Regions from separate parts of the Homo sapiens genome. Here region 1 is linked to region 2. Evidence: read pairs that join two places in POLR2A ChIA-PET (ENCODE). Cell type or tissue: Panc1. All regions are shown on one strand. Each heading gives the region's core, and the rest is flanking DNA. Links, peaks and the distances in the headings are about the cores only. Region 1 overlaps CLIP1 (CAP-Gly domain containing linker protein 1). Region 2 overlaps CCDC62 (coiled-coil domain containing 62).

Region 1 (9,007 bases), core at 2,697-5,196, 370 kb after region 2:
TCGTAGTTCACTACAGCCTTGAACTCCCTCCTGGGCTCAAGCAGTCCTCCCACTTCAGCCTCCTGAGTAGCTAGGACTACAGGTGCATGCTATCATGCCTGGCTAATTAAAAAAATTTTTTTTCCTGTAGAGATGAGGTCTTGCTATGTTTCCCAAGCTGGTCTTGAACTCCTAGGCTCAAACAATCCTCCTAACTTGGCCTCCCAAAGTGCTGGGATTACAGGCATGAGCCACCGTGCCCAGCCCCACTATCCAAATAATCAATTTCTTTCCTTTTCTTGTAGAAATGAGATGGAAGGTCAAGTGTGTTTTTCTTTGATATGAAGAGTAGACAGTGTTGTTTATTATGGCAAATCTATAGTTCTCTTTTGCAGTATTTTTGAACTGTGACAGCATCCCTAAAGGCAGCTTGATGAGCTATGGTATACCTATCTGTGGGCTGTAATTAGATCTCATTTGGTATTCAGGCAACAAATATTTATTGAGCATGTACCGTGTGCCAGGTGCTGTTCTAGATGATGGTGATACAACAGTGAATAAAAGACAGAAATCCCTGTTATTCTCTTGGAACTTCCCTTCAAGTAGAGAAGGCAGACAATAAACAAAAAGTAAATTTATTGTATGTTAGGTGACACATGGCAAAGAAAAAACAATCAGAGAAGGGAAAGTATAAAGTACTAGGGGTAAGAGTTAGAAGAATGGAAATTTTACATAGGGCAGCAAGAGGAGACCTAGCTGGGAATGTGACTTTCGAGTAGAGACAGAAAGGAAGTGAAGGAATGTAGAGCCCAGAGAGAAAAACATCCTAGGGAGAAGGAAGGAGGAGGCAGGACATTGAAGACTTTCTAGGCTGTAGTCCTTAAAATATGTATTTGTTGAAATATTTAAAAATACAGAATAATTTGGCCGGGCGCGGTAGCTCACACCTGTAATCCCAGCACCTTGGGAGGCCGAGGTGGGTGGATCACGAGGTCAGGAGATTGAGACCATCCTGGCTAACGCAGTGAAACCCCGTCTCTACTAAAAATACAAAAAATTAGCCAGGCTTGGTGGCGGGTGCCTGTAGTCCCAGCTACTCAGGAGGCTGAGGCAGGAGAATGGTGTGAACCCAGGAGGTGGAGCTTGCAGTGAGCGGAGATCTCGCCACTGCACTCCAGCCTGGGCGACAGAGCGAGACTCCGTTTCAAAAAAAAAAAAAAAAAAAAGGCAGAATAATTTTATGCCTTTTTAAAAAATTGCTTTTGTTTTTTAGAGACAGAGTCTCACTCGGTCACCAGGCTGGAGTGCAGTGGCACAATTATAACTCACTATAGCCTTGGACTCCTGGACTCAAGCCGTCCTCCTGCCTCAGCCTCCCAAGTAGCTAGGAGGTGTGTACCACCACACACAGTAAGTTTTGTTTTGTTTTGTTTTGTTTTTAAGACAAAATCTTGTTTTTGTCCCCCAGGCTGGAGTGCAATGGAGCAATCCCAGCTCACTGCAACCTCCGTCTCCCAGGTTCAAGCGATTCTCCTGCCTCAGCCTCCAAGTAGCTGGGATTACAGGCACATGCCACCACACCTGGCTAATTTTTGTATTTTTAGTAGAGACGGGGTTTCACCATGTTGGCCAGGCTGATCTAACTCCTGACCCTCAGGTGATCTGCCTGCCTCAGCCTTCCAGAGTGCTGGGATTACAGGCATGAGCCACTGCGCCTGGCCCAGCAAATTTTTTTTTGGAACTCTTGGCCTCAAGAGATCCTCCCACCCAGACTGTTGGGATTACCGGTGTGATCCACCACACCTGGGCACCATGTTATTGTTATAATTATTTTTTGAGATGGAGTGTCGCTCTTGTTGCCCAGGCTGGAGTGCAATGGCGTGATCTCTGCTTACTGCAACCTCTGCCTCCTGGGTTCAAGCAATTCTTCTGCCTCAGCCTCCCAAGTAGCTGGGATTACAGGCATACACCACCACACCCGGCTAGTTTTATATTTTTAGTAGAGATGGGGTTTCACTGCGTTTGTCAGGCTGCTCTTGAACTCCTGACCTCAGGTGATCTACCCACTGCAGCTTCCCAAAGTGCTGGGATTACAGGTGTGAGCCACTGCTCTCGGCCACCATGTTATTTTTAATTAATTTTTTGAGAAGGGGTCTTGTTATATCGCCCAAGCTAGACTCAAATTCCTGAGCTTAAGTGATCCTCTCATCTCAACCTCCCCAGTAGCTGGGACTGTAGGCTTGTACTACTGTGCTGACTATGTCATGTTATTAATGATTTTGATGAAGATAAAGATATGGGGGAAAATGAGGCTCAAAGAATTTCCCTAATTTGCCTAAAAGTCCACACAGCTAGTGAATAGAAATTGAGCCCAGTTTAGGTTATTTTAAGTAATGTACAGAATACCTTGGCAATGGCACAAAGGCCAGCCCAGTACTTGATGTTCAGATGTGCTATTGAGTGTATACTTTCCTATTTCTATCCATCTGTTCAGGACTGTTCAGGACTTTTTTTTTCTATCACCCAGGCTGGAGAGCAGTGGCGCTATCTTGGCTCACTGCAACCTCTGCCTCCCGGGTTCAAGCGATTCTCTGCCTCAGCCTCCTGAGTAGCTGGGATTACAGGCGCCTGCCACCACGCCCAGATAGTTTTTGTGTTTTTAGTAGAGACAGGGTTTCACCATCTTGGCCAGGCTGGTCTTGAACTCCTGACCTCATGATGCACCCACCTCAGCCTCCCACAGTGCTGGGATTACAGGCATGAGCCACCGTGCCAGGCCCAGGATCTTGCTTAACTTTGGGAGGCCTGATAACTTGATATTGGTGTATATAGCTTTTTCCTGGAATTGCGCACCTTGTAACAAAGCCGTCCTTTTTAGTCTTAAAGTTTTATAGTTCAAAATCTATGGGTTTTTTTTTGAGATGGAGTCTCCCTCTGTCACTCAAGCTGGAGTGCAGTGGCACGATCTTAGCTCACTGCAACCTCTGCCTCCCGGGTTCAAGCAATTCTCCTGCCTCAGCCTCTTGAGTAGCTGGGATTACAGGCACACTCCACCACGCACGGCTGATTTTTGCATTTTTAGTAGAAACAGTGTTTCACCATTTTGGCCAGGTTGGTCTCAAACTCCTGACCTCAGGTGATCCACCCGCCTTGGCCTCCCAAAGTGGTGGGATTACAGGCGTGAGCCACTGTGCCTAGCCAAAATCTATGTTTAATAGAAAACTTTAGATAACACTTTTTTTTTTTTTTTTTTTTGAGATGGAGTCTCACTCTGTCGCCCAGGCTGGAGTGCAGTGGCGCCATCTCGGCTCACTGCAAGCTCCGCCTCCCAGGTTCACGGCATTCTCCTGCCTCAGCCTCCCGAGTAGCTGGGACTACAGGCGCCCGCCACCACACCCGGCTAATTTTTTTGTATTTTTAGTAGAGATGGGGTTTCACTGTGTTGGCCAGGATGGTCTTGATCTCCTGACCTCGTGATCCGCCCGCCTCTGCCTCCCAAAGTGCTGGGATTACAGGCGTGAGCCACTGCGCCCAGCCACTTTTCAATCTTAATTGGAAAGCAGTGTCAGTCGTCAGTATTTGCCAAGATACGAGTTTTTAGATAGCTGTTTAGGGAGGCTTTAAACTATTAACAGCGTCTTATGTTTTTTTAAAAAATTATTTATTATTATTATTTTTTGAGACAGAGTCTCACTCCGTCGCCGAGGCTGGAGTGTACTGGTGTAATCTTGACTCACTGCAGCCTCCACCTCCTGGGTTCAGAGGATTCTCATGCCTCAGCCTCCTGAGTAGCTGGGATTATAGGCATGCGCCACCATGCCCAGCTAATTTTTTTTTAGCATTTTTAATATACATAATGTGTTTCCCATATAGGCGGAACTCAAAGAATCCGTATGCTTTAAGTTGGCATTTGAGTTACAATGCACTCTTAAGGGAAACCATAATGACCGATGGTACTGTACAAGAATTTTGGGCTGGGCGTGGTGGCTCATGCCTGTAAATCCCAGCACTTTGGGAGGCCGAGGCGGGTGCATCACAAGGTCAAGAGATCAAGACCATCCTGGCCAACATGGTGAAACCCCGTCTCTTCTAAAAATACAAAAAATTAACCAGGCATGGTGGCAGGTGCCTGTAATCCCACCTACTTGGGAGACTGAGGCAGGAGAATCACTTGAACCTTTGAGGTGGAGGTTGCAGTGAGCTGAGATTGCGCCATTGCACTCCAGCCTGGGCAAAAAGATAGAAACTCCGTCTCAAAAAAGAAACAACAAAACAAAACAGATATTTGGCCAGGTGCAGTGGCTCATGTCTATAATCCCAGCACTTTGGGAGAGTAAGGCAGGAGGATCGCTTGAGTCCAGGAGTTTGAGATCAGCCTGGGCAACACATTGAGACTTCCGTCTCTACAAAAACTTAAAAAAACTAGCTGAATATGATGATACATGCCTGTAGTCCCACCTACTTGGGAGGCTGAGGCAGGAGGATCTCTTAAACCCAAGAAATCTGATCCCAGGAGGCTACAGTGAGCTGTGTTCACGCCACTGCACTCCAAGCTGGACAACAGAGTGAGACCCTGTCTCAAAAAAAACAAACAAACAAAAAACAAACCCCCAAAACCAAAGTACACATATTAAAGTGTACAATTCAATCAAAATTAAAAAATAAAAACAATTTCAAGGAAGAGTGACCTCTTCAGGTTTCAATCAAGGGAACAGAGGGAGACTTTTTTTGTTGCTTGTAGTTTGTCAGAGTGTAATTAGCCAACCTTGAATTTGGCTAGGACATCTGGGGTAATATCCTGGCCCTGGCACCAAGTACCAAGGAATCTTGGCCACAATGAGTAAAGAGCTTTTTTTTTTTTTCTTTTAATCTCCATATGGCACTTCCAGAAGGACATATTCCACTAGCACTAACTCAATGGGTGGGTCTACTTTTTAATTGTCTATTTATTGTGGTTCAGCAACAAAATCTTAAAAGTATGCTTTCAAAATCTCTCAAAAGAGGAAGTAGTCATATTACAGAATCCCTATTGGGAACCCTCCTTGGTGTCTCTTACCCTGGGGAAGTTTATTCTCATCCACCTCTTTGCAGGAATGCTAATGAGACTACAGGCAGACATTTTGCTGCCCTAATGTTTTCTATAAGCGTAAGCTCTAAAATACTTCCGACTTGAATTAAGCAGTTTGGTGTTTGTTTGCTCCTTTGCTTACTTATGTCTAAGTATGATTTGGATAGATCCCAGTTTAACTCTGCCCCTTTTTAACACTTAAAATTGCCGAGTCCTTGATTTATAATATCTTCTCCGAAGTTAAGGCCCAGAAGATCCAGATGTTCAGGGTGTGCAAATCATCCAAAACTTGGGTTTGATGTATAAAGGGAGGCAATATAATAAGTCTTTTTCCCCCCGATTCTAAAAATCCCTTCTTTTACTCAAGTATTGTAGTGAAATATTTGGCATATTCTCCCCCTCTTCTCAGGAAAGATAAGAGTCAGTAGGGATGTTTTCCTGAAAATCTTTTAATCAAGGCCTTTGACCTCTTGCCTCCTCTCTCTTCCTGATTTACCCCATATAATGACTTTTTATTAGAGACATTATGTTCTAATACCTTAAAGCAGGAAGGGACCTATTTAGACTTTTCCTTTCTAGACCGTAAATAAACTTTATAAGCAGGGTGATTTTTTTTATAGCCTAAGTGAAAGAAAACTTATTGCCTGGGTTTCTGAAAAGTGGGTGTCTTTATTACATGAAACCATGTGACTAGTTTCTGTTGAAAGGGATACGTAGCTTGCTTAGGTTGTCATCTTGAGAATCTAGTCAAGTTTAGATTTTAGAAAATGTTTTCCAGTGAAGTTTTTTTTAGGGTCTCAGGTTTATTTTTTTCTTTATGTATTAGTTTTAAGATGGGCTTTACATTTTAGTAACATAATGTTCTCTTCTTAAAATATGTAGGTTAATTGTATAAATTATAAAATTTGCATAGATACAAAAACACAGAAAAAAACAAATTATCCATGATGCTACTGCCCAGAGGAATCTTTTTGATACTTTAGAGTATGTACTTTGGTTTTTTTTTGTTTTTTAGAGACGGAGTCTCGCTCTGTCACCCAGGCTGGAGTGCAGTGGCGTGATCTTGACTCACTGCAACCTCCGCCTACCGAGTTCAAATGATTCTCCTGCCTCAGCCTCTTGAGTAGCTGAGATTACAAACACGTGCCACCTTGCCCGTCTAATTTTTGTATTTTTAGTAGAGACGGGGTTTCGCCATGTTGGCCAGGCTGGTCTCAAACTGATGACCTCATGAAATCCGCCCACCTCAGCCTTCCAAAGTGCTGGGATTACAGGGGTGAGCCACCACGCCTGGCCTCAGTCTTCTTATTAAAAAATTTTTTTGGCCAGGTGTGGTGGCTCACCCCTGTAATCCCAGCACTTTGGGAGGCTGAAGTGGATGGATCCCGTGAGCTCAGGGCAACATGGCAAAACTCCATTTCTACAAAAACAAAAGTTAGCCAGGGATGGTTGTGTACCTGTGGTCTCAGCTACTCAGGAGGCTGAGGTGGGAGGATTCCTTGAGCCCAGGAGGTTGAGGCTGCAGTAAGCCATGATTGTGCCATTGCACTCCAGCTTGGGTGTCAGAGTGAGAGCCTGTCTCTTAAAAAAAAAAAAAAAAAAAAAAAAGAAAATAACTGGTTGTAGATAGTAAGTAGGAAAACTGCTAAGTACACCAGTTTTTTAAAAAATAACAGCTTTATTGAGATATAATTCATATGCCATACAGTTTAGTAACTTAAAGTATACAATTCAGTGGTTTTTTAGTATATTCGCAGTTATGCACCCATCACCATTATCAGTTTTATTATATTTTCATTTTTTTTCCTTTTCTCCCATTTGGAAAAGTAAGTTTTAATATATTTTTGTCATCCCCAGAAGAAATCATGTATCCATTAGCAGTCACTCCTTATTTCTGCCAACTTTCCCAGCCCTAGGCAGGAGGCCAGGAGTTTGATGCCAGCCTGGGCAACATGGCAAATCTACTCTCGTCTCTACAGATTTGTTTATTCTGGACATTTCTTATAAAGGGAATCATACATTATGACTGGCTTCCTTCGCTTAACATAGTGTTTTCAGGGTTCCTCCATGTTGTGGCATGCATCTGCCCTTGATTCCTTTTTATGGTTGAGTAATATTCTGTTGTGTAGATATACCCCAATACCACATTGTGTCTCTTCATCACTTGATGAACCTTTGGATTGTTTCTACTTTTTGTCTCATGAATACTGCTGCTGTGAGCATTCATGTATAAATTTTTTGTTTTTGTTTTTGAGATGGAGTTTCGCCCTTGTCTCCCAGGCTGGAGTGCAATGGCGTGATCTCGGCTCATTGCAACCTCCACCTCCTGGGTTGAAGCAAATCTCCTGCCTCAGCCTCCCCAATAGCTGGGATTACAGGCGCCTGCCACCACACCCAGTTAATTTTTATAGTTTTAGTAGAGACAGGGTTTCGCCATGTTGCCTGGGCTTGTCTCAAACTCCTGACCTCAGGTGATCCGCCCACCTCAGCCTCCCAAAGTGCTGGGATTACAGGCGTAAGCCACTATGCCTGGCTCTTGTGTCTAATTTTTTGTGTAGACATATGCTTGCTTTTATGTTGGGCCTATACCTAAGAATGTTATAGAATTGCTGGGTCATATGCGAACTCTACCTTTTGAGGCAGTACAATACTGTTTTCCAAAGTGGTTGTACCACCAGCAATGAATGAGGTTCAGCTTGTCCAAATCCTCACCAGCACTTCTATGTCTTTTTGATTATAGTCATCCTAGTGAGTGTGCAGTGTGGTATCTCATCGTGATTTTGATTTGTATTTACCTGGTGGCTAGTAATATTGAACATCCTTTCATGTGCTTATTGGCCGTTTGTATAGCTTCTTTGGAGAAACAAACCTGTTATCTTTTTCTTTTTACCTTCAAAATATTACTTATAAGGCCGGATGTGGTGGCTCACGCCTGTAATCCCAGCACTTTGGGAGGCTGAGGTGGGCAGATCACTTGAGGTCAGGAGTTCGAGACCAGCCTGGCCAACATGGCAAAACCCTGTCTCTACTAAAAATACGAAAATTAGCTGGGTGTGGTGGCACGTGCCTGTAATCCCAGCTACTCGGGAGGCTGAGGCAGGAGAATCGCTTGAACCCAGGAGGTGGAGGTTGCAGTGAGCCGAGATTGCGCCACTGCACTCCAGCCTGAGTGACAGAGCGAGACTCCATCTCAAAAAAAAAAAAAAAAAAGTGTGTGTGTGTCTGTGTGTATATATATGTGTGTGTGTGTATACATAAATAAATATAACTTTACAAAGGCAAAGTATAGAACAATGGTATGTTACCATTTCGAATGAAAATGGTATACAAAAGAATGCCTTTATCTTTTAGTTTCTATATTTAGCAGATATTTATTAAGCATCTACTATAGGGAGGTACTAGCCCAGACACTGGGAAAGTTGAGTAAAACAGTCATGTGTCCTGCTCTCGAGGAAACTGTAGCTGTTAATGGATTGCAGATTAAGAGCAAGAAATGAGGCTAGGCATGGTGACTCATGCCTGTAATCCCAGCACTTTGGGAGGCTGAGGTGGGTGGATCACTTGAGGCCAGGAGTTCAAGACTAGCCTGGCCAACATAGCAAAACCCTGTCTCTACTAAAAATACAAAAAATTAGCCAGGCATGGTGACAGGCGCCTGTAGTCCCAGCTACTCGGGAGGCTGAGGCAGGAGAATGGCGTGAACCCAGGAGGCGGAGCTTTCAGTGAGCCGAGATCTCACCACTGCACTCCAGCCTGGGTGACAGAGCAAGACTCAGTCTCAAAAAAAAAAAAAATAAAAATAACAAACACTGAAGTTAGATTTTAAAATCCAAATGAGGCCGGGCGCGGTGGCCCACGCCTGTCATCTTAGCACTTTGGGAGGCCAAGGTGGGTAGATCACCTGAGGTCAGGAGTTCGAGACCAGCCTGGCCAACATGGTGAAAGCCTGTCTCTACTAAA
Region 2 (9,007 bases), core at 4,363-6,862:
CAATACAAGTCTCCGCCATCTTGGCATCACGTAGGGCATGCTCTAGCATTTTAAATTTACCCGAACAATCTGCAATGTGATTAACTGCCTCAATAATATCTTTGTCCTAAAAACCAAATTTGAAAATGGTTATCCTAGATTCTTAAATTCCAATTAACCAAGAAGAAAAGATAACACTAAGATCTTATCGTGTGCCAGGTTCCACTCTAAGCATTTTTCGCATATGAATTCATTTAATCTTTACAGTAACTCTATGAGGGTGGTACTATTGTTCTTGCCAAGTGACAGATGAGTCAACAGAAAGGCTGCGTTCCTTGCCCACGGTTACACAGCTAGTTAGTGGTGGAGCCACCATTTGAACCTAGCTGGCTGCCTCAGACACTATGTACTGAACCACTACCCCTTACTCTCTCTCAAAAAGTTAGAGCCAGACCATTCCATTACCTAAGAAACTATAATAGCAGCAAGAGGGTGGGTGGCCCCTGGATGGGAAAATCGTCCTCTGGATTATACAGGTAAGTCTAATGGCCCATCATTCCCTCCCATTTTCCAGCTTGTTAACATGACAGACTCCACAACAACATCATTCCAAATCTCCCAAATTAGAATCTCTTAATTGTTGAGGCAGTTTTAGTTACCAAAAAAGGTATCTGCTTCTTGAAAAGCAACTCAAACAACACCTAAAAGTATAAAAATAAGTAAAAGTTCTATCCCTCCCCCACTCACCTGGAATAACTGTTATTAAGAGGTTTTACCCCTACTGAAGTCTAAACATTTCTGCTACAGCATCATAAATGCACTCCTGAAAAATCACATTGTCTGCACATCTCACACTAGGACTTATAGAATAATAGGGTTGGGGCAGGCCATGCAAAAACCCATGGAACTTTGTGACCAGGTCAGTAGCAAAAAATAACCGTTCTAATAAGTACAGGAACACAGTTCCATTAACACCAGGACACCCACGACAGTCAATCCCTTTCAGCCTTAAACCTGGGATTCCTACTTGCTCCTTTGATAAGGATGTCCTGGAGGGCATCTGCTTCTAATGGAAACCATTTTCATCAAATAAAATCTCTAAGACTAGGAAAACACAGCCTTTTTTTTTTTTTTCCAGATGAAGTCTCGCTCTGTCACCAGGCTGGAGTGCAGTGGCGTGATCTCGGCTTACCACAACCTCTGCCTCCTGGGTTCAAGCAATTCTCCTGCCTCAGCCTCCTGAGTAGCTGGGACTACAGGCGTGTGCCATCATGCCCAGCTAATTTTTGTATTTTTAAAAATAGATGAGGTTTCACCATGTTAGCCAGGATGGTCTCAATCTCTTGGCCTTGTGATCTGCCTGGCTCAGCCTCCCAAAGTGTAGGGATTACAGGTGTGAGCCACCACGACCGACCTTCTTTTTTTTTTTTTTTTGAGACAGAGTCTTGCTCTGTCGCCCAAGCTGGAGTGCAGTGGTGCAATCTCAGCTCACTGCAACCTCCACCTCCCGGCTTCCGGGGATCCTCCCACCCCAGCCTCCAGAGTAGCTGGCATTACAGGCGTGTGCCACCATGCCCGGCTAATTTTTTTGTATTTTTAGTAAAGACAGGGGTTTCACCATGTTGGCTAGGCTAGTCTCAAACTCCTGACCTCAAGCGATCCACCCACCTCAGCTTCCCAAAGTGCTGGGATTATAGGCATGAGCCACGGCACCCGGCCTCCAGGAGCACAGCCTTCCTAACGCACCCACTGTTTTAATGGTGGGGAAATGCCTTGGCAGCACCTTCAGACATACCTATAGCTTTGCCAGAGTTTGCTATGATGGAAACCAGAGAGGTTGTTGAAGCCACTAAACTGTCTGCTACTTGACTAAAGACATGACTGTAGATTTTAATATTTTCTCTTTAATTTAATTTAATTTTTTTTTGAGACGGAGTCTCGCTGTCACCCAGGCTGGAGTGCAGTGGCGCGATTTCGGCTCACTGCAAGCTCCGCCTCCCAGGTTCATGCCATTTTCCTGCCTCAGCCTCCCGAGTAGCTGGGACTACAGGCGCCCGCCACCTCGCCCGGGGAATTTTTTGTATTTTTAGTAGAGACGGGGTTTCACCGTGTTAGCCAGGATGGTCTCGATCTCCTGACCTCGTGATCTGCCCGCCTCGGCCTCCCAAAGTGCTGGGATTACAGGCGTGAGCCACCGTGCCCGGCCTTTCTCTTTAATTTTAACAGCACTTGCCCCAATCACTTGAAAACAATGTGCTGAGAAAAATCACATATTTATTAGCGTGAGCATTTCATTATACCAACATTGTTCCCTTAAATACCAATTGTCAATGACATGTGTAACAGCAGGAGAGTGTGTATCGTTGTATATTGCATGTTAGTGACTACATCAACTGCTTGATTGCAGATGGTTTTTCTCTCCATTAAAAAAACCTCTGGCTGAGCGCGGTGGCTCACGCCTGTAATCCCAGCACTTTGGGAGGCCGAGGCGGGCGGATCACGAGGTCAGGAGATCGAGACCATCCTGGCTAACACGGTGAAACCCCGTCTCTACTAAAAATACAAAAAAATTAGCCGGGTGTGGTGGCGGGCGCCTGTAGTCCCAGCTACTCAAGAGGCTGAGGCAGGAGAATGGCGTGAACCTGGGAGGCGGAGCTTGCAGCGAGCTGAGACGGAGCCACTGCACTCCAGCCTGGGCCACAGAGCGAGACTCCGTCTCAAAACAAAACAAAACAAAAAAAACCTCTCAAGCAATCTAATGGCCCATAACTCTATGAGACCTAATAATGGATACCCGGGGAGAAAACAAGTTAATTCAGACCTGCCAGCCCACAGAATGGGCCTTGGAGACAGAAGACCAGAAGCAGAGTCCTGCCTCCTTTCTTCATGCCTTGGGAACATCATTTTAAACTTGTTTCCCTCATTTCTAAATGGGCGTTTTAAAAAACAAGAGCAACGTTGGTAGCTTCACATTTCTGGGATCCTAGCGACTTAGGTAAGATAATGAATATGGATATAACTACCAAGCACTCTGGCAAATGGAGGAATTCTTATTTTTGATTACCTTTAGCTTTATCATTGTCGTAAGAGCTTGTTCTCGAGCTTGTAGCTGTCCTACCTGGGCAGAAAGTTCCACTAACGTGTTGCTGAGAGTTTCGTTTCTAGCCTACAAGAAAACAACACAGATGATACTGCTTGAGTCCTTTTAAAGCTTTCACTACTCTTGCTAGCCACAATCTGCGCTTACTTCTCTATTTTGTTTTTTCCTTGTTTAACTCGTTAGTAACAAAAAAGAGTTGGTAATGGAGTGGGCTAATAAAGCCTACATTGTTTTAGTAATGAAGTGGCCTAAGAAAGCAGTCATCAAAAAGGAATACAAATATATATTTCTCTATTAATTCTACCATCCTCTCAGTACTTGTATTTGCCCTATTGAATTATGTTGGTGATGCTTGTAAACATGTCTATTTCCTAGTATCTTTTATGTGTAATTTTAGGTTGGGAAGAGGCAAGAAAATGAATGAATGAGAACTGTATTAGTAAGAGATTTCCTTTGTTGAAATAAAGTAGCATTAGTGAATTGTGTGAATTTAAAAAATATTCTTTGTCGAAAGAACTTCATACTGGGGTATTCCTACTCAACAATTATTTAAAAAAACACATAGTGCTATGTCGGATATAATTATTATGTATACAATCTATTTACTAGTTGAGAAAAATAACCATCAGGCTTTTTATTTTTTGAGACTGAGTCTCACTCTGTCGCCCAGGCTGGAGTGCAGTGGTGGGATGACCTCGGCTCACTGCAACCTCTGCCTCCTGGATTCAAGTGATTCTCCTGCTTCAGCCTCTGAAGTAGCTGGGATTACAGGCACACAACACTACGCCTGGCTAATTTTTGTATTTTTAGTAGAAACAGGGTTTCGCCACGTTGGCCGGGCTGGTCTCGAACTCTTGACTTCGGGTGATCTGCCCGCCTTGACCTCCCAAAGTGCTGGGATTACAGGCGAGCCACTGCACCTGGCCTTTTGTTTTTGTTTTTGTTTTAAAGAGATAGGACCTCACTCTGTCACCCAGGCTGGAGTGCAGTGGTGCACTCATAGCTCATAGTAACCTTGAACTCCTGGGCTCAAGCAGTCCTCCCACCTCAGTGTCCCGAGTAGCTGGGACTACAGGTTCTCACCATTATGCCCAGTTAATTTTTATTTTTGTATTTTTTGTAGAGAGGGTCTCGCTATGTTGCCCAGGCTGGTCTTGAACTCCTGGCCTTAAGCGATCCTCCCACCTTGGCCTCCCAAAGTGCTAAGATTACAGGCATCAGCCACTGCACCCAGCCTAATTATTATTATTATTATCATTATTTTTGAGACGGAGTCTCGCTCTGTTGCCAGGCTGGAGTGCAGTGGCGTGGTCTTGGCTCACTACAACCTCTGCCTCCTGGGTTCAAGTGATTCTCCTGCCTCAGCCTCCCAAGTAGCTGGGATTACAGGCACGTGCCACCATGCCCAGCTGATTTTTGTATTTTTAGTAGAGATGGGGTTTCACCATGTTGGTCAGGCTGGTCTCGAACTCCTGACCTCGTGATCCACCCGCCTTGGCCTCCCAAGGTACTGGGATTACAGGCATGAGCCACCGCGCCCGGCCTCCCAGCCTATTTAGACTTTTAAAAAGATATCTTTAGGAGGAAATTTAAATGTGTGTTACTAAGTGAAAAAAGGCAATCTGAAAAGGCTATATACTGTAGGATTCCAAGCATATGACATTGTGGAAAAGGCAAAACTATGGAGGCGGTAAAAAGATTCGTGTGACCAGGGGTGAGGGGGAGGAAGGGATGAAGGGTAGATCACAGAGGATTTTTAGGACAGTGAAACTATTCTGTACATACTATAATATAGTAGAGGATATGTGTCATTACACATCTGTCAAAACCCCATAGAATGTAAACACAAAGAGTGACCCCTAATGTTAACTGTAATCTTTAGGTGACAATGAGGTATCCATGAAGATTCACCAATTATAAGAAATGCACCACCCCGGTGTGGAGGTCGATCGTGGGGAAGGCTGGGTGTGTGGATACAGAGTGTGTATGAGAACTCTCTCTACTTTCTGCTCAATTTTGCTGTGAACCTAAAAATGCACTAAATAAATAAAGTGTATTAGTTAAAAAAGATCTCTTCCACTTTTTCATGCAACATAATCAGTAGATATTCTAGAATAGTTTTTACTTATTTTATAGCTAGAAACTATCTAGAATAGTATTCTTTTAAAAACCATAAAATAAAAATCTATACTATTATGAATAAAGACTCATTATATTACCAAGACGTATATGAAATATCACTAAGAAATAAAAGAATGGGGCCAGGCGCGGTGGCTCACACCTGTAATCCCAGCACTTTGGGAGGCCGAGGCGGGCAGATCACGAGGTCAGGAGATCGAAACCATCCTGGCTAACACGGTGAAACCCCGTCTCTACTAAAATACAAAAAATTAGCCGGGCGTGGTGGCGGGCGCCTGTAGTCCCAGCTACTAGGGAGGCTGAGGCAGGAGAATAGTGTGAACCCGGGAGGCGGAGCTTGCAGTGAGCCGAGGTGGCACCACTGCACTCCAGCCTGGGCGACAGAACGAGACTCCGTCTCAGGAAAAAAAAAAAAAAAGAATGAAGGATATAACAAATAAACAAGCTGGCTTTCTGCACCTCTTATAAGCATGAACTCAAAAAATATCTGATGACTGACCAGTTAGAAGAGAAAACCAAAAAAATCCATCTTTTTTTTTGACAAGGAGTCTCGCTCTTTCCCCCAGGCTGGAGTGCAGTGGTGCGATCTCGGCTCACTGCAACCTCTGCCTCTCAGGTTCAATTGACTCTCCTACCTCAGCCTCCTGAGTAGTTGGGACTACAGGTGCCCACCACCACACCTGGTTAATTTTTGAATTTTTAGTAGAGACGGGGTTTCACCATGTTGGCCAGGCTGATCTCAGACTTTGGACCTCAAGTCACCGCCCACCTCGGCCTCCCAAAGTGCTGGGATTATAGGTGTGAGCCACCATGCCGGGCTCAAAAAACCAGTCTTACAGTTTTTATTCCCAATATGCCACTAACATTATGAGATAAGACACAATAATTGGCTGGGCACAGTGGCTCACACCTGTAATCCCAGCACTTTGGGAGGCTGAGGCGGGCGGATCACCTGAGGTCGGGCGTTGGAGACCAGCCTGGCCAACATGGAGAAACTCCGTCTCTACTAAAAATACAAAATTAGCTGGGCATAGTGGTGCATGCCTGTAATCCCAGCTACTCGGGGGAGTGAGGCAAGAGAATTGTTTGAACCCAGGAGGCAGAGGTTATGGTGAGCCGAGATCGTGCCATTGCACTTCAGCCTGGGCAACAAGAGTGAAACTCCATCTCAAAAAAAACACACAATAATTTAGAAAACATCATTGAGGCTACCAAAACTTGATTATACCCTCTCATCTTTGAGGAAAGCTTTCTAAAATAACTCATTGTTGATTAAATGGTAGATGCTACTAAACCAAATGGCATAACGGTTAAAAAGCGTTGTACTGAAGCTCAATCTCTAAGACAGGATAATGCCGTGCAGCTAACCAAAACTGTAGGAGAAACACAAAACTACAAGGGGTGGATGAGTGTAGATACCTTCGTACACACACGTATGCATTTTTGCATTGGTTGCTTGCTGTTGTTGTTTTTTGTTGAGATGAGGTCTCACTATGTTGCCCAGGCTGGACTTGGACTCCTGGGCCCAAGCAATGTTTCTGCCTCAGCCTCCCCAGAGGCTGGGACTACAGGCGTACACCACTGTGCTTGGCTTACATACGCTTTTTTTTTTTTTTTTTTGTCACCCAGGCTGGGGTGTAGTGGCACAATCACAGCTTACTGCAGCCTTGACCTCCTGGGCTCAAGTGATCCTCCTGCCTCAGCCTCCCAAGTAGCTGGGACCACAGCAGTGCACCCCCACACCCAGCTCATTTTTGTATTTCTTCTTTTTATAGAGACAGGCATTTGCCATGTTGCCAAGCCTGGTCGTGAATTCCTGGGCTCAAGCAATCCTCCCACCTCAGCCTCCCAAACAAAGAGCTGGGATAACAGGCATGAGCCACCAAGCCACTGTGCCCAGCCTCACATGCATTTTTAATGAAACATTTAAATCTAATTTTTCTTTTTTCTTTTTTTTTTTGAGACAGAGTTTCGCTCTTGTTGCCCGGACTGGAGTGCAATGGCGCGATCTTGGCTCACCGCAACCTCCACCTCCCGGGTTCAAACGATTCTCCTGCCTCAGCCTCCTGAGTAGCTGGGACTACAGGCGTGTGCCACCACGCCCGGCTAATTTTGTATTTTTAGTAGAGATGGGGTTTCTCCACGCTGGCCAGGCTGGTCTCGAACTCCTGACCTCAGGTGATCCACCTGCCTCGGCCTCCCAAAGTGTTGGCATTACAGGAGTGAGCCACCGTGCCCGGTCAAATCTAATTTTTCAATAACTGAAACACAAAGGGAATTTGGACTAGTGAAGCTTATCAAAAACTAATCCCAACCTCAAGGTCTTCAGAGAGAAGAGAAGAATGCGTTGCCTTTTGAGCCATTTCCTGAAGCTGTAGTTGGGTCTTTTGGAGAGCTGTTTGGCATTCCATTTGATTGGATTCAAGAGCTTTTACCTTCTTCGTGAGTGACCTGATTATTTCAGTTCTTTTATGTAGTTCACCTGAGGGAAGTTCATCAATAATTTGTAGTCACACCTTCAGCTTAAAAGGCATTATTTTCAAAATGGGTGGTTAAAAGGTAAAAATGTGGTAGAGAATTTTTAAAAAGACAATCTTCTTTTAAAACCTTTTATTATGAAATGCACAATATCACACCTAATCAAGAAACAGAACTGTGAGCAATTGGAAGCCTCTGGAGGTCACTTCCCGAACATAATCACTCCAGTTTCCGCGTTCCCAACCATGACCCTGATCTTAGAGTAATCACTTCCTTGCTTTCCATTACAGTTTTACCAGTGACCGCATGCCTCAAAATTATAGCTTAATTTGAACCATATAAAAATGGAATCATATTCTGACAATTCTTCTGTTTGCTTTTTTTGCTTAAGATAATGATTCTGAGATTCACTCAGTTGTGTGTAACTTGTGTTTGTGCACTAACATTGCTAGGTAATATTCCACTGAATGATTACGCCAAAGCTTATTTCTATTTTTTATTTTATTTTATTTTATTTTATTTTATTTTATTTTATTTTATTTTATTTTATTTTTGAGACAGAGTCTTGCTCTGTTGTCCAGGCTGGAGTGCAGTGGTGCGATCTCGGCTCACTGCAAGCTCTGCCTCCTGGGTTCACGCCATTCTCCTGCCTCAGCCTCCCGAGTAGCTGGGACTACAGGTGCCTGCCACCACGCCTGGCTAATTTTTTTGTATTTTTAGTAGAGACGGGGTTTCACCGTGTTAGCCAGGATGGTCTTGATCTCCTGACCTCGTGATCAGCCCACCTCGGCCTCCCAAAGTGCTGGGATTACAGGCGTGAGCCACCATGCCCGGCCTTCTTTTTTTTTTTTTTCGTTGAGACGGAGCCTCCCTCTGTTGCCCAGGCTGGAGGGCAACGGCACGATCTCGGCTTACTGCAACCTCCACCTCCTGGGTTCAAGCGATTCTTCTGCCTCAGCCTCCCAAGTAGCTGGGATTACGGGCGAGCACCACCATGTCTGGCTATTTTTTTGTATTTTTAGTAGAGATGGGGTTTCACCATATTGGCCAGGATGGTCTTGATCTCCTGACCCCATGATTCATCCTCCTCAGCCTCCCAAAGTGCTGGGATTACAGGCGTGAGCCACCGTACCTGGCCTACCAAAGCTTATTTCTAATATTGATGGTCATTTAGGTTATTTCCACTTTGCAGCTATGATAAACAATGCTGCTCTGAATATTCTTTTACATGCATCTTTTTTTTTTTTTTTTTTTTTTTTTGAGACAGAGTCTCGCTCTGTAGCCCAGGCTGGAGTGCAGTGGTGTGATCTC

Evidence for each region. Peaks named below come from ENCODE experiments on the same cell type or tissue, not always from the same donor. Only the 100,000 strongest peaks of a DNase experiment are listed, where the experiment ranks them.
Region 1: POLR2A ChIA-PET joins it to region 2 with 8 read pairs; 2 of 35 experiments call an interaction of 5 or more read pairs at or near these places.

What each region holds. Positions count from the first base shown.
Region 1 is chr12:122,409,709-122,418,715 of GRCh38, reverse strand. The region is part of intron 1 of CLIP1 (CAP-Gly domain containing linker protein 1); the gene reads left to right. Among named protein-coding and RNA genes, the nearest start is that of CLIP1, 8.5 kb to the left of the region's middle. RefSeq lists enhancers at 2,361-2,480, 2,521-2,580. In Panc1, for the core only: no CTCF peak of the experiment used is centred there; no DNase peak of the experiment used is centred there; H3K27ac peaks cover 505 bases.
Region 2 is chr12:122,779,857-122,788,863 of GRCh38, reverse strand. CCDC62 (coiled-coil domain containing 62) reads right to left here. Exons shown (of 13, transcript NM_201435.5): 3 at 7,534-7,700; 4 at 3,044-3,145; 5 at 1-106. Among named protein-coding and RNA genes, the nearest start is that of CCDC62, 9.8 kb to the right of the region's middle. In Panc1, for the core only: no CTCF peak of the experiment used is centred there; no DNase peak of the experiment used is centred there.